Regions from separate parts of the Mus musculus genome. Here region 2 is linked to region 1. A link is a loop called in an ENCODE intact Hi-C map of the cell type or tissue named here. Cell type or tissue: left cerebral cortex. All regions are shown on one strand.

Evidence for each region. Hi-C counts contacts between places; a loop is a spot of excess contacts. Peaks named below come from ENCODE experiments on the same cell type or tissue, not always from the same donor. Only the 100,000 strongest peaks of a DNase experiment are listed, where the experiment ranks them.
Region 2: it touches region 1 in a loop (2.7-fold over the local background); 10 of 42 quality-filtered maps call a loop at or near these places.

What each region holds. Positions count from the first base shown.
Region 1 is chr7:122,386,240-122,394,239 of GRCm38, reverse strand. The region is part of intron 2 of Prkcb (protein kinase C, beta); the gene reads right to left. Among named protein-coding and RNA genes, the nearest start is that of Gm51497, 94 kb to the right of the region's middle. In left cerebral cortex, a CTCF peak has its summit at 2,660; DNase peaks (open chromatin) are centred at 3,428, 3,658, 3,839, 4,552 and 1 more place; H3K27ac peaks cover 3,057 bases.
Region 2 is chr7:122,290,595-122,298,594 of GRCm38, reverse strand. All of the region lies in intron 2 of Prkcb (protein kinase C, beta), which reads right to left. It overlaps Gm51497 (a long non-coding RNA gene), which reads left to right and starts at 2,246. Exons shown (of 3, transcript XR_003946872.1): 1 at 2,246-2,374; 2 at 5,349-5,471; 3 at 5,863-7,959. In left cerebral cortex, a CTCF peak has its summit at 6,311; DNase peaks (open chromatin) are centred at 3,025, 5,728, 6,213, 7,626 and 4 more places; H3K4me3 peaks cover 1,797 bases; H3K27ac peaks cover 2,787 bases.

The DNA.
Region 1 (8,000 bases):
GAGAGTAGAGAGAAGTTTGCTAAAATCATCTCCAGAAACAGCCAGAGAAAGACAGATGTGAGGGAGGGTGGGAGGGGAAGTGCCCCGCCTGGGACAGGGTAGAGGGGGGCCAAGCCTGGGCAGCAGGGAGCCCCGAGAAGAGCCCTGAAGCTCCTGCTTTTGAATGTGTATTTTTACCCCTCCCTCGTGGGACACCTGAGGCTTTGGGTGGGTCCTCAGCTTTCTCAAAATAAGAAAAGTAAAGAAACAGAAAACATTTCCTTCCCTTTTCTTGACTCTTCCAGAGGTTACACAGGTGGGGTCTGCTCAACACCATTCAGAATATAAATTAAAATCCTTGAACCAAAGCTCTGTGTGTCCTAAAAGCCTCGTTTCTTTATTCACTTCAGCTTTTTTTCATATAGAAACTATTGTACCCTGCTTAATTCTATACGCAGTTCCTGAATAATTTTCATTTTAAAAGACAAAGAGACTTCTATTTTTTTAAAAAAATATCAAAAATGTTTAAAATTTTTTCTCTATGGATTCTGCACTCTCTCCCCTCAAGGTTATAGAAACATGCTCCTATGAATTCCCACCAATGTCTTTTCTTACCTTGGCTTTTAAATCTTGACTTTGTCTATAATTTACCCCATCTGTAATTTAGTTTTATATGAGACAGGAGTTAGAAATCAAACCCTGTGTCCTGCCACGTGGCTAGCTAATTATGCCAGCGCCATTTACTAAATAAACCCTGCCTCTGCTACTGCTCTAAAAAGTCACCTTTTCATATATTAAGATCCTGTGTTTCCCAAGGCCTTTGAGACCTCTTTGGGGATCTAGCCTCTTATGCCACAGCTGGAAGAATTTCGCCAATTACTTGAAATGTGTTTCATGGCTTAACAATAGGTATTTTATTTTTGTAAAAGTCATTTCTAAGAGGCACTTTCATGCACTGTTGGTGGGTGCATAAATTGGCACAAACCTTTTTGAAAAACAATTTAGTAAAATCTCCTCTAGGTGGAAATGTTCATATCCCTTGCCCTAAGAACACTGCTTCTAACAATCACTCAACAGAACTCCTCACCAAAGAGCCCCAAGAACACTCACCAATGCACTGAAAAACAATCAAACTATTCAAATCCCATCCATAAAGTATTGGTACATGTTATATACATCCTTAAATTCAAGGTGGGTGCAAGATACAATAAGTAAAGGAAAAGATGTAAAATACACACAGAGACTATGGCTCATTTGGTTCCCTAGTGACACATTCTCAAACTTACATTTGCAAAATCGCACAAGAGAACACACCCAAATGCTGCCTCTATAGTCTGCAAGTCAGAGGCCTCCATCCTAGATTGCACAATGAGACATCATCAAATTCTCTTTTGATATAAGCTTTTTCAGAGATAAAAATAATTATGCAAAAGTGGTGATGCAGTGAATAGACTGAGAGTCAAAATATCCCATGATTCCACTTCATAAATGGAGTGCTTGTGGCATAGGAAGACAGTCTAGGGGCAACGCTCAAACAGAGAGAGAAATTCCTTTTAGCCCTGTGCTAGGATGGACCCCAGGGCCACCATGAATCAGAACGTGGTTCACTTCAATCAGAAGCAAGCCCTCCTCTCACCCAGTCCCCATCCACTCTGCCCTCTCCACCAGAAGATCCTACCTACTCATAGGCATTCAGGGCAGAGGTGACAAGGGGAGTAGGTATCAGGTGATACTGCCAAGGTCTTGCCTTTACCAGCCCTGCTGAGCCAGAGGCAGGCACCAAGGCAGACCTACCAGAGTCTGTATCTTATTTGTCTTACCCAACAGTGGAGCACTGGGAACCTGCACCATGTCTTCCATTAAGTGTCAGGATCAAGTCCATGATCAGAGGTAAAGCTCTCCAGAGAACGCATCTCACAACCTGTATCCCTTGAATCTGAATGCCCAAACCCAGAAAGCCCTGTCGGAGACAGGGTCAGAGTGAGGCCCACAGGCATTGAATAATGAATTGAATACCTTGGCAAGAGTAATGGATAGACATAACTAGACAGAAAAGACTAGAAGTCACAAATATGGCCCAGGGGAGGTACTGTTGGACTTGATGAGAGCATCCATTCCCAAGCAAGGCTGGCAGATACCATACAACAACCGTCACTCTCATGTAGTAGCCGACAGTCTCTACCTGCTTACCTTCCTCCAGTGCCTGGCACTTTCCTAAATGCCTGGTACCAACTCATTTACAATAATTATGTGGTAGAGGTGTTTTATTTCCAACTTACAGATGAGAAAACGAAGGTATGGAGCAATTAAGAAACAATTCAAATGCCACAGAGTAAGAAGGGCAGCTGGGTTAGGCTGGGGTGTTCTGGCTTTGGCACCCCTGCCACAGTGGTGCTCAAAATCCCCAGATCCCAAGCTCCTTCACTCCTCCAGTCACCTCCCAGATGGACCCAACTCTCAATGGAGCTAGCAAGCTTATTCCCTAGAATAAAAGACTAGCCATTGGCTTTGATATACTATGCCTCCTGGGGTATTGAATAGACCAGGAAGTACATAGAGCCTGGAAACCAACTGCCCTTTCTGAAAAGGGGACCTTTCTGTAAGATTAACCAAGTTTCCTTTTATATACAACTAGCACAGAGACCATCGGCATAAAACTCGCCCCCAGTGGTCTTCCCAGGCATTGCATTCATTCCTTATGTGCAAGACTTAGACACATTCTCTTAGTCAATTTGTAGCATTTATCCATTACTGCTTTACTTCCCGCCACCCATACACCCTGCAGCACAGACTGTCTTACTATACAGTATTGCATCTCTAGCACCCAATGTGCAATGAGTGTGTTGAATGAATGAGTGAGTGACTGAGTGAATGAATGAATGCAGTAGTGATATATTACACCCCTTGCTGTAACTGCCTTCTCATGATCATCTTCCCTCACCCACCTAAAAGTTCCCCAACACCACAGAAGATTGTAAAGAATTTCAAAAGCTCTAAGGGACACACGAAAACAATAGCTAAATTAAATGTGATTCCAACCAAATGAGGAACACTCAACAGATAATTATCAGTTTATTCAGTGAGCCCCTGGAGATGATGTCTGGTGCTTTTCCTCACTGAAACATGGGGATACACGGTGGTATCCCCATGCCAAGTAGGCAGCTGATGAGGGCAGCCACTAGGAAAGGGCACCCCTCCCTCAAGGGAGCCAGACCATGTGCATATTCAGAGGAGGCTGGACGTTGTCTATGGTTTCTAAACGTTGGCCAGTATTAAAATCAATCTGAAGAATAAAGAAAACCCCAGCAGGCAGCTGGTTGGTTTTCTCTTGAGTAAAATCATGGTGGGTGAAACAGCTCAACCTCAGGAGAGTCCCAGCCACAGGGTTCTGCCAGCTGGTGCTGTGTATCCTCCCACAGGTTGCTCGGTCTCTCTTTGCTTCAGTAAAATAGAGGATAACAGTACCTTGTAGGCCTGGTGTGACAGACAATTAGATGCAATAAAGTCTGCAGGATGGCTCAACTCTGGGGTCTGCACATGGAAGACAATGCATAAGAGGACTCCCAGCCGAGGTGGACTAGACAGCAAGGGTTCCAAGCCCACCCAGTTTCACTAATCACTCCTCAACCTGCCAATGCAGACAGCATCAGATCCAAACACTCCCCCTGGCTCCCCAGCCAGTTCCCCGCAGCATCCAGAACCGTGTACAGAGCATTTCCATGGCAATAACCTGTTCTACAAAAGGTACAGTAAATATTTACTATTTCTTCACACATTGCAGATTATTTGGGTCTAACAATCTAACTGGCACACTCCACCGCTTTGGAAACAACGGCAATGGTGAAGCCAAGCCCCTGGGAACAGAACAGATGTGCCTTCAGCAGCAGGGACACCAGCAAGCTTGTGGGCAGGCAAGAGCATCATGTGACCACAGATAAAGGGCTCTCAGGAAGCCCAGCTCACAAGGGTGCCCCAGTGCTACTGAACCCCCCTTTCCAGTCACTCCACGCTCTCAGCAGCAAGTGTGATACATTTAGAAGATCTGTCTTCCTTCCCTCTCTATTCAGCACCCATCACACACACAGACACACACACACACACACACCATACACACAGACACACACCACACACACACACAGGCACACACACACACCATACACACAGACACACACCACACACACTCACACCATACACACACACACCACACACACACACAGGCACACACACACACCATACACACAGACACACACCACACACACACCATACACACACACATACCACACACCACACATACACACACACAGAGGCACACACACGAGTTGGATCAGCAGCAGAGCCGAGTGAGACCCACAGAGCCTGCCTGGAGAGGAGGAGGCCCCAATGGGGTGAGGGAGGCTTCTCTGCCCAGGGCTTTGGAAATGTCACGGAGAGAACTCTGATTCATCGCCTAACTCACATCTCCACGGCAGACCCCATCTCTGCAGGGAAGGCAGGACTTGGCTTTTTCATTCACTCCCTCATTCAGGCACAAAGCCTGTGTTTACCAGGAAGAAAAAAAAATTTTTTTAAAGCTCATTCAAGCAGAAACTCTCTGTGTAACCTTGTATTCGTCCCTGAAGAGAGAGAAGAACAAAATACAGACCCTGCATTAAAGTTTCTCCCACTTCAACAGAGGAGGAATGAGAACAGACCACCACCAATCGGTGTGATAGTGTGATAGAGGAGATGGAGGGAGGACCAGGAAAGAATCCAGAAGCTATCTAGAGACGGCAGCATCCAAATGTTTTTTAAATGTGAAATTTCTGTAAGATAAAATAATTCAATAGCAGAAGGGAAAGGCAGAAGCCAGGCTAAGGAAATCAGTACCAGGACAGTGGCAGAGTTGTATCTAGAATCTACATAGTGACCAATCAATAAGAACAAGACAGACCACAGAGAAATGACAGAGCACTGTTTAAAAAAAATGCATAGGGAAAGAAATATAAATAGCCAAGGGCCATGGAGATCAGTCCAACCTCATGAATATCCCAGAAATGCAAATGAAGCTACAGTTCCCCTATCAGATTGATACAGATGGGAAAGAGCACGCCCAGCATTGGCAGCTGTGGGTGCGATGAGTGCATGAAGGCTGGGGCAGCACGGTCCCAGCAGCACGGTGGATGTGAGGGAATGGACACTCTGTTACTCTTGCTCACCTGTCTTCTGTGTACCCAGTGCCTCATAGTCACACAGCAAGTATCTCTAGAACTGAGTCACATGGGGAAGAACTCATCTGCATGTCTGACCTCCCCAAGAAGTTTTATTGCTCCAACACCTTTCCCTATGACTCTTCAGGGGTCCTGGGGATGACTGAAGTAGGTTAATAGTTGTGGGAGCCAGCGGCAAGGCAAGAGAGGGAAACCAGAGTGCACCCCTGATTCTGGTTCTCCCTTCTTTCTCTTCCCAGAGGCAAGCAAGGGATGCCGGAACACTCCTGCCCCTCACATAAAGGGCAGGGCCATGTGTGATCATCAGTCACGGAGAGGACAGCAGAAGCAGATGGAGAGAGGAGACACAAGGTGCAGAGCAAAGAGGTGGTTGTGCTAAGATGAACCTGGAAAGAAGCAGCCCCACCCCCAAGTGTTCACAGACACAAGAGGCCCCTTCTATTCTGTCCAACGGTGGCAGGGGAGGACAGCAACATGTATTTAGGTAAAAGCCTGACACTGAACCAAGACCTGCTACCTGCTAATGTCTCTCTCCACAGGCCTCAGCCTCTGTTAACAGAGGAGCTCAGAGGTCAAAGTACTTGTGAGCTGGTCAGCAGCAGTGCTGAGATTTGACCTCAGTGCTTGAGGTCAATCCTGAGTTCAATCCTTCCTCCTTGTTTTCCTGTTCTGAACAGTGTGCCTTGGCATCTAGCAGGCCCGGTCCTGGAAAGTCAGCTCTCAGAAGGACCAGAAGTGGGGTAAGCAGAGGCAGAGCTGAGGGCTTCAGTGGCCCAGACATCTCAGAACAGGGTCCTTGTAATCAGGGACAATGGGCTACTTCTGGGCTTAGGGGACCGTGGGTGGGTGTGCCACCTACATTCTCCACCCACATCTGCTTCCCCTAGCAAGACCAACAAAGGAAAAAGAAACAACTTTACATCTGAGGGGCTGCTGCTGCTGCAGACAGACACCAGAAGGAAGCAGGCCGCTGGGGAGGCCACATCCGCCCCTCAGAAATGCTCTCTGGGCATCGTGGGTAGTGGGGATGAAGGGGACAATGCAGGAAACTGGTCCCTAGACCCAGATAATGAAGCAAATGGCACTTCAGGGTCCACCTAAGCTCAGTGCAACCCTGAATCTACCTGAATCCACAGAGCCTGGCATTCTGATCCCACAGACCTAGACCTCGAGTGAGATCTCAGGCAAAGCATTCCAGCTCTCTAGTTTTAGGTTCCTCGTCTATGAAACAGTGAAAGTAGATTGTTTATAATGAGACACATTAGGACTAAGGAGTGTGTGTGAAAATACCACCTTTTAACCAACCCGTCCCTACCTATGTTTATGCCCACTCCACCACCCACCAACAACACTCACCACCCACTACCCATCACCTACTACCTGTGATCACCACTACTGGATACAACCCATGTTCAATGCTCGGTACATTTAGCCAAGTCAGTAAACAGTAAGTACTCAAATTTATTTGTAGGAAAAAAAAGAGATTAAGAAGGGATGAAAAGAGGAAGGAAGGAAAGAAAGAAGGTAGGAAGGGAGGGAGGGAGGGAGGAAGGAAGGAAGGAAGGAAGGAAGGAAGGAAGGAAGGAAGGAAGGAAGGAAGGAAGGAAGGAAGGTAGGAAGAAGTTGGACACCCCTCTGTAAGGTTCCTGCCCACGAGAAGCTGCCTTCCAAACTGCCTTCCCCCTGGTGCTTTGCCCAAAAGTATGAGGCACTTTGCCCTGGTTAACAGGACCAAGCACTGCCTGTCAACTGATTGCCTGGTTTTCTGGCCAGTCTCTAGGTAGAGCTCAGAGCTCCTTTCCTTCCCTTGGAGGCCCCAGAGACAGCTTTCTTTCTCCTGGGTTTCAATCTCATTGTCTCTCTCCTACATTCCCCCCCATCCCCCCCCCCCCCCCGCAGACTTGGGGATAGCATCCATGCTAACTTCATCTTGGTCTCACAGCTGGCAACCTCTGTGCCAAAGCCAAGTGTTCACTGAATCACAGTCAGGAAAGCAGTTGCCACAGCGTGTCACTCCCCAGTGAAATCCAACAGGCATGCCTAACCCAGGCATAGATGCAGTGACACGTATGTAACTGCCAAGTCATCTTCAGGGACTTTCCCACACCCATGGATCTCTTACTGTGTGGTGGGTATAAGAATTTGTACTTCTGATCTCTTAAAATCATTCAAAATTATTATTTCATTGTATGTGTGTATAGTGAATATTGTTCTGCCTGCCTCTAAGTCTGTGCACCACATGGTGCCTGGAGCCTTTTGAGGCCAGAAGAGAGCTTTGGCTCTCCTGAACTGGCTGTGAATCAAACCTAGATCCTCTGCAAGAGCAACAAGTACTCTTAACCACTGAGCCATCTCTCCAGCCCCTGTGCTTCTCCTTCTGTGTTTACCTTGGATGACAGTAGCCAAGTTATAGAGTCAGCTGAGATAACCATTCACAGCTAAATGGATAAAACCTGTGGTATACACACACAATGCGTATATACCTATCATACAAATGTATGACATTTTCATGCATGCACATCATTTTCTTTGCTCATATTCTCTCTTCTCTCTCTCTCTCTCTCTCTCTCTCTCTCTCTCTCTCTCTCTCACACACACACACACACACACACACACACACACACACACACACACACACACACGCCACACAGAGAGAGAGACAGAGAAAGAGAGAGAGAGATAGACCACCAGCACTACTTCTTTTATTCTTCCTCTACCTCCAGATGGTTCCCTTCCTTTCCCAAATAAAACAGCCCCTCACTAATGTCATGTCACTTTTAAAAATCAAGTCAACAAATGTAGTATTTGTCATTC
Region 2 (8,000 bases), 96 kb after region 1:
TACCCAGTGTCCTGTTCCATCCATTATTCCATTGAGACAGTCTCTCACTGAACCTGGAGCTACACTGGTGGTCAGCAAGCTGCAGAGATCCTTGTCTCTGCCCTGTGCAACTCCTAGGTTACAAGGATTCAAACTCAGTCTCCCATGCTTGCACAGCAAGCCCCCTTACGCAGCTCCACGGCCCTCAACCAAAACCTTTTCTGTCCCCCAAGCACATACCTGTCACCATTGCCCCACACGTGCTCCATCGGCATGTGCTGTTGGGTGATTGGCAGCAGCACAGAAAGAGAGGAGTGGGAGGACTCCTTTCAAAGGAAGAATCATTTCCATGGTCCTCTGCGCCAAAGGACGCAATGAAGAGAGGCATCCCTATTGTTAGCACCACAAAAATAACCTAGTAACCACCACCACCCCCAAAATAGAACAGTCAACAATATGGTGGACATGAAATTCCAAATGTCTCTTTAGGATTCAAAACATAACAGGGGTCCCTGTGCACTCAGCTGCTGTGTCCCTATCACCCCTCAGGAGCTGTGTCCTCCATTCTCAGCTGACCTCCAAAGCCTGCAGCTTCAGGATCTGAGTCACAGCTGACTGTTTCAAACGGCATCTCATGCTGGTTAGAAGCATTTGGCCACGTCCACACACACACACACACACACACACACACACACACCACCTCAAGACAATGACAACAAACCCTTCCTAGTGGCCAGGCTGCCTATACCAGATCCAAACATTAGGGCATGACTCTGTGACCGTCATCTCCCACCAGCTCCTCCCACACAGCCTTCTTCCTGTTCCCTGTAGGCACCCTGTTCTCTCTCCTCCATAGCTCCACATGTACTCTCTTCTGTCCCCACCCCCTTGTCACTCTAGGAACTCCTACTCTTATGGTAAAACTGTTCTCAAATGTCACCTCATCTATGTAATCCTCTCTACCTCTCCCCAAGGAATACCAAGGCCACCCTGAGTGTCTTTACACCCTTTGTAGAGCACTTTGGAGTACATATCAGAACTAACCAGCCTTGTGACAAACTTCCTTCACAAGAACTGTGTCTTCTTTCTCTTTAACGTCCCTACTGCAATGTAGCTGTGTACTATGTGTTCATTCTACGCTCTCTATATTCTTGTCCTTCTATTTTGATGCTAATTCCATGAAGGCAGGTACTCTGTTCCTTACTCTGCTTCCAGTGCCTGGAACGGCACCTGATATGTGATAGGATCTCAATGCATGAGTGTATAACTGGGATGGATGGAGAAAGAAGTAGGCAAACAGCCCGATGGGTATTTTCTTCTTAGAATTATATTTTACCTGCCCATAAGGAACAGAGTCATGGAGAGACAGAATCACTGGTGGCAAGTGCCTGTAATCTCACCACTCAGAACGCAGAAGGCTGAGACATCTGGATCTCTGAACTTCCTCCAGCACATCTGAGAACTTCCAAGAAAATCACTGAAGCACCCCTTGCCTGGTCCCAAGGAGGTGCAGCTAGTAGTAAACCAAAGGCAGGGGTAGAACAGGACTGACTCAGTGGTGGGTAACTGCGGAAAACAAATGAATCATCAAAGAAGCAAGGTGCTCTGCAGGAACAAATGAAAATGCCCTCCCGCTCTCACTGAGAATGCTCGGTGGATATTTACTGGGCTGCAGATCTGTGTAGTCATGAAAGACATGTTAGCACCAATGTGAAGCACTCTCCCAAATGAAATCAGAAAGATGGGAAGAGAGCCAACACAGCATCTTTCTCCATGTGTGCTTCAATGCTGTTAACCATGAAACTACTTCAAAAACATCACTTCCAAAAGAGAAAGAAACTGAAAGGCAGAGGACTGGTACCGTATAGTATCTGCGGCAATGCACACAGCCTTAAGTCCCTGAAACTGTATTTCAGCTGACAAATCCCTCTATGCCCACTCTTTCTTTGTATTTACATTCCCATCTACCAGCTGACTTGATCTACCACCCCTGAGATTGTCTGATTTCTCTGCTTTAGAACAGCCACCTCAAACTGTAACCCCTAGACAAAAAGGGAAGTCAGCTCATTATCTGAGTTACTGTGGGGATCTGGAGCACTCTGGCTGTCACGCTAAGACTTCATCTTGAGGTCCCTTGTCTAAGGAGTCTCTCCTGATAGGTAACCATACAAAGAGAAAGCTGGGGGCTCCCCCAAGAATGTCTCTGAGATAATGCATATCTTTACATACATCACAATGCAGGTTGTTAGCTCTGGATCCTTGACAACTCAGAATGGAGAGTGAGAATTTGGGCTGCTTAATTCTTAGCTAGAATGACCCCAACTCTACCTTGAAACATTTCATAGGTTAGCCTCTCATGAACCATTCTCATAGCATCTGGTAGATTTCCATCAAGGTAAAATTAGATATTGGTTAAAAAAAATCATTTGTTGTAAGTCATATCTCTCCTTCCTATACTACCACATGAGGGACGTTCAGAGTAGCATTCAATGTTGGGTGCTGTCATCTAAACTTATTCCACACACATAGAAGTTAGTGACTGGATACGTTTTTAAAGGACGCTTGGTTGGATGGATAGAAGGATAGGATGGATGCTGTATGCATGCACGCATGCATGAATGGATATGTGAGAATGTAGGTAAACGGGTGTGTATGGTTAAAAGACAAATTTCCTACAGGCTTTTCAAGCAGACATCACACTTCCAAATGTCATACATAAACACTGGGGATGCTGTAGTCTCCATAAAAAAGGTCTAACATTCCATCTATGGAATATCACACAGCTTCAACTAGAGAGACTGAATGAATGAAGTCAATAATTTCATACTACAAAAAAAAAAAAAAATCTGGAAACTGGCAAGGGCCCTGGCATTGGAAAGCATCAACCTAGGAGGTGAACTTTCTAGCTCGTCCTGCTGCCTACCAAGAACAGACTGGTCTGCAGAATCAGAAGAGCAGACATGAGTTTGAAGTGGTACTTGATGACGGAACTCTGCATGGCTGAAAAGTAGCACCATGCATAATCTCAAGCTTATGACATACAGATCTATTTTTGTATGTGTGTGCACATGTGCGGTGGGGATGGAAATAGAGACAGAGAGGAAGAGAAACAGGGAGAGGCCGAGGAAGGGAAGACTCCAATATCAACATGGATGTCAGTCATTTTCTCTTTAAGATTATTTTTTATTATCTTGAATTATGTGTATGGGGCAGGGCACATACATGTGAATGCAGGCACCTACAGAGACTGGAAGCATAGTGTCCCCTTGGAGATGCAGTTACCAGTGAGTCACCTGCTGTGGGTCACCTGCTGTGGGTGATGGGAGCTGACTCTGGGTCCTCTGCAGGAGCAGTGTACTCTCTGAGTCGCTAAGCCACCTCTCCAGCCCTATATAAATTCACATCAAATGCTCAGCTGTCTCTGACCAGTCACACTCTCGTGGCTTTGCACGCTGATGCTGATGCACTATCTACATGCTTATCTGGACCAGGTGGGGCCTGGAGAATCACTAGTATTGGAAATAATATATTTTTGTATTAGTGTCAAGAACTTGTTTATCACACCAACCATATTTCCAAAGGTCATATTTTCTGTATTTACTTGGGAAGGTCTTCCACTGTTCAGTAACGAAGCTTCAGGGGAAGGGGAAAAGCCACCCAGGCCATGGTTACCACTTTGCAGTGTGCCTTGCTGATTCTCAGTTGACTGAGAAAGTTCAACCCATACTACTCAGTGTAACAATATAAGTACCCAGAGACAGGTGTGGCAAAATGAAATGACCTTTGAGTTAATATTTCCCATGTCCTTTTGTTTTTCAAGGTGGAGGATAGCACCCAAGACCTTGCATGTACTTCCACTGAGCCACCCCTAGCCCCAATTCATATAATGGTTGATTATTGTTTTAATTGCATATTCTAATCTGTATATGTTAACAATAAACTACATTAAAACTTGTCTTCTATAGCGTATCTATTGAGGGAAGACGACAGCTGTAGGTTCATGTGACACTTAGTTTGTTTTCTCTCTTTTTTAAATAATTCAAACAAGAAGTTAAAGACATGTTTTCGAATTCACCAAGGGAAGGTAAAAGGGCTTTCTTGTTAGAATCCTTAAGTCTAGTTCTTTATAGTCAGAAAAACAGTGGCCCCGGGCTTTTTGAGAGTCCAAGGCAAGTTCAGATCTTTCTCATGAGGGAAACCGTGTGCTCTGGGCCCAGACACTGAAGTATCTACTGGCTGGATTACCCTAAGTCTCATAGAAACACACCCATCTGAGCACATGAAACAGGCACAGTCATTTCCCGAGTTCCAGTCAGCTCTGCCCTGCTTCGGCACACTTTCCCACCATTAATCAAGTCCTGACGATCATCTTACTTTGAGTTGTTTACTCTCACGGTGGATATTTCTCCTTAGCTACTTACTTTACCCCAGAGCTCTACAAAGGAGACACTGTGTCCTCTTTCACCAAGATGGCGAGCAAGGTTACAGTGTGGGGATGGACTCCCCAAGGTCACACCGTGAGCAGATAGAAGATGAGGGATCAGAGTCCACGTCTGTCTGGTTCCAACCACGTGCTTTAAACACCTAGATCTGAACATCTTAATGCTTCTCTATTTCTACTGAAATGACTTCCTTTAACAAAAAAAGAGAAAAGTTTCCTCTCTGCCAAACTGCAAAGTCTTTCTTTGGATAAAAGTTGAAATCCTCCCAGTGATTAGTGAGTTGATTAGAATTTAAGCACAGCGTGCAGGTTCTAGGGTTGTTAAAAGAGTGCCTTGGAGAAAGAAAGGTTTGTCCTGTGGCATAATGGGTCCCATTTCTAATCCAAAATTGTGTGCAATTTCACAAGAGGGATCCTCTGTCAGCTGAGGCATTATCAAAGAGAGAAGGAGGAGGGTGGGTAAATCAGTGGCAGTTAACCGAGAGTTTTGTCCTTTAGCTGTACAAAAGCCAGAAGTCTGTTCTTAAGAAAGCTTCCCAAGTCTATAAAAATCTGTGGTTCCCTGTGGTTCCTGGATGCTCTGTCCTGCACCCCGATTTCCATGACAGCTACTGGAGCATTGGGGCAGTGACAAGGGCATCTTAATCTTGGGATCCTCCCACACCATCCTGAGGGGTTAGCCAATCTCTGCTTCCTCCACCTTTGAGATGGAAACATCCTTCCCTCCCTCCGCTGTTGGCTGGGAACGTGCTACCTGAGCTGAACACTACTGTCCTCTAGGTTTGCTCGGAACGAGACGTGGACATTCATTGGGTTCTACTCTAGCCAATATATACCGAGTATATAGCCAATTCTCTCTAGGCAACATCCCTAAGAGCCACTGAAAATGATGTGTCTTTTGACTTCTTTTGTCCCTTTCCTGTCCCAGCTGGCTAAAAGGAGGCCTGGTGCCTGGAGAATCCAGTATCTTCTTGAGCTGTGAGATAACTATTGCTCCCTGGGACAGCATCATAGAAAACTGAAGGACCAGATCTCTGAACTGTTGACTTAGGTAAAAGAATAAACTCTGTTTGTTTTCTATTATAATGTTGGTCCTACTTTAAGTAAATTCACTTTAAGGTAAGATATCAGGCACCAGGTACTGAAAATAATCCTATAAAAGGAGCTCGTCTGTGGTTCCAGAATTAGTTCCAAGCAACACTGGGTACCAGTGATAAACTCCCTCCCTGCCTTCTAGGCTGTGTCCCACTCTAAGCAGCTCAGCTCAGGGCCCATGAATCTACCCCACCCCCTCCTTCCTCCTACCCACTCCAAGTCAGATGGAGTAGCCCATCAACGCAGTAACAGAGGGCCAGATGTTCAGAGAGCTAAGGGGTGAAAAAATGAAAAGAGAAATGATTTTGAAAATACCTTTCACCCCTCCCCTTTCCTTTTGTTCCCAGGAACCCAGGGAGTCGAGCACACGAGGCAAACGCACTGCCAGCTTCTGAAAAAGTCTTATTCCTAAAGTTAATCATACTTCTTGAAAACTTTCATTCTGATTTTTTTCTCATTGTGCCAAAAAAAAAAAAAAATCCTAGGCTTTGAATAAAAGGATCTCCTGCTCCATATGTGCAGTCCCCCGCACATTCCAAAGCTGACTTTCCCAGCCATCAATAACAGAGAGCAGGTGGCACAGGAGAGCCACAGAAGCAGGGTTTAAAAAATCACCCCTGACCTCGACAAGAGACAAAAACAGAAACCAATTCATGCGAGTGAAAGGCAACCTCACAGATTCCACATTCCCCACACCGAGCCACTCTCGGTGCTGTGTTTAAGAGAGACAAGTTCTAGAAAACCATCCAGACGGTGCCACTGGCCTGACTCGTTGCCACCGGCAGGGACTTGGCAGTCCTTCCATGTACTGTATAAAACTGAGGCTCTGGATCTCAGCAGAGGAGGCTGGAAACTTCCTGTCCCACTCCAGAACTCAGTAAAAGCCTTCAGCTTAGGGCAGCCAGGCCCATGCATGTCCCAAAGCCACCTCTGAGCACTGGGGTCTTTTGATTTTGCATGCAGCGCAATGGTGCAAAGCAAAGTTATCCATGGGCACTACTGTCTCACTTCAGGCTATTCCACACCCACACGCTTTCCTCTCCAGATTTAAGGCCAGTTCACAGGGTGGAGGATGGCAATTCGACCCTGAGAATACCTGTATTCCCAACACCTGGGAGACTAACAAAGAAAGACAGAAAAGCTTCCAGGACAAGGTCAGTCTGGGCACAAAGTGAATCTGAGTGAGAACGGGGAAGGGGGGGATAGGAAGGGGAGGGAAAAGGTAGGAGGGGGAGGAGGTGTTGGGAGGAGAAGATGCAGAACCACTTCTGACCAAACCCAACCACACCTGGCTTAAAGGGAGAGAGAGGGGCAAAACAACCCTGTAAATTCAAGAGGCAAAGGGGGTCAGAATTGTAGAAGGCCAGTGTTGAACAGAGACATAGCCTCGAATGTCTGCTCATTGGTAAAGGGATGACCTCAGTTCCAAATGATCGATTCAGCATGAAAGTAGAGTCAGTATTCAACAAGTTGAATGCTGTGTGTGTGTGTGTGTGTGTGTGAGAGAGAGAGAGAGAGAGAGAGAGAGAGAGAGAGAGACAGAGAGAGAGACAGAGAGAGAGACAGAGAGAGAAAGACAGAGAGACAGACAGACAGAGACAGACAGACAGACAGACAGACAGACAGACAGACAGACAGACAGAGACAGAGACAGAGACAGAGACAGAGACAGAGGGGAGAGAGAAATTCACAAACTATTTATGGCATTCTAAGGGTTAAACAAGGCCACATCTTTAGAGATTCAATTTAAAACCTATCTTTCCCCCTCTCCCATTTTGCATCAGAGCCTCTCTGGAACAAAGCAGGCACTCTCCTGAGCTACATTCCTCAGTCCACAGTCCATCTTGTAGGCACAAACCCTAGAGATAAGAGAGGCCACCAAGTCTCTGATATTTGATTAGGTACCCCTGGTTAAAATCATGGCTCTTGAGCTAGAATCAAGAACCCAGGTAAGGAGTCTCTTGGAGTCCTTCTTGTGCCTCCTCAGATGTTAAAAAGGGCAACCTCAGGCAGGATCCCAGAGGCACCCCATCTGGAACCACCGCTTTCAAAGAGAGAGGAGGCCCAGGGGAAACCACAGTTGCTTTTCTAGGGGGATGCGCCATCTGCAGATGGCAGCCACCTGCAAAGCAGGGGAAAGAGGCAGACCCTCCTACTGGGAGGTAAGGGAGAGCAATGAGCAAGAAAGGGCTGGAATTAGGAAGAAAGAGGTTCCCTCCACACACAAGAGTCCTTGAAGACATTTCATTTCTTAAGCAGGGCTGGCAGTCCTGAGAGAATGCTCAGATAGCAGCGGGATGGATGCACTTTTTGACTTTTAGGGCCTTCCAGGAGCTCCACTGGCCTTTCCTGGATGGTGCATCTCTGGCCCAAATACACACCCCTTAAAAGGACCCTTTGGTGGTGAAGGATTCCTAGCCTGGGAGGTCACTCTGACAGGCAGGATTACTTCACTCTGCCTAACTCGGCCACGTCTTTGAAGTCT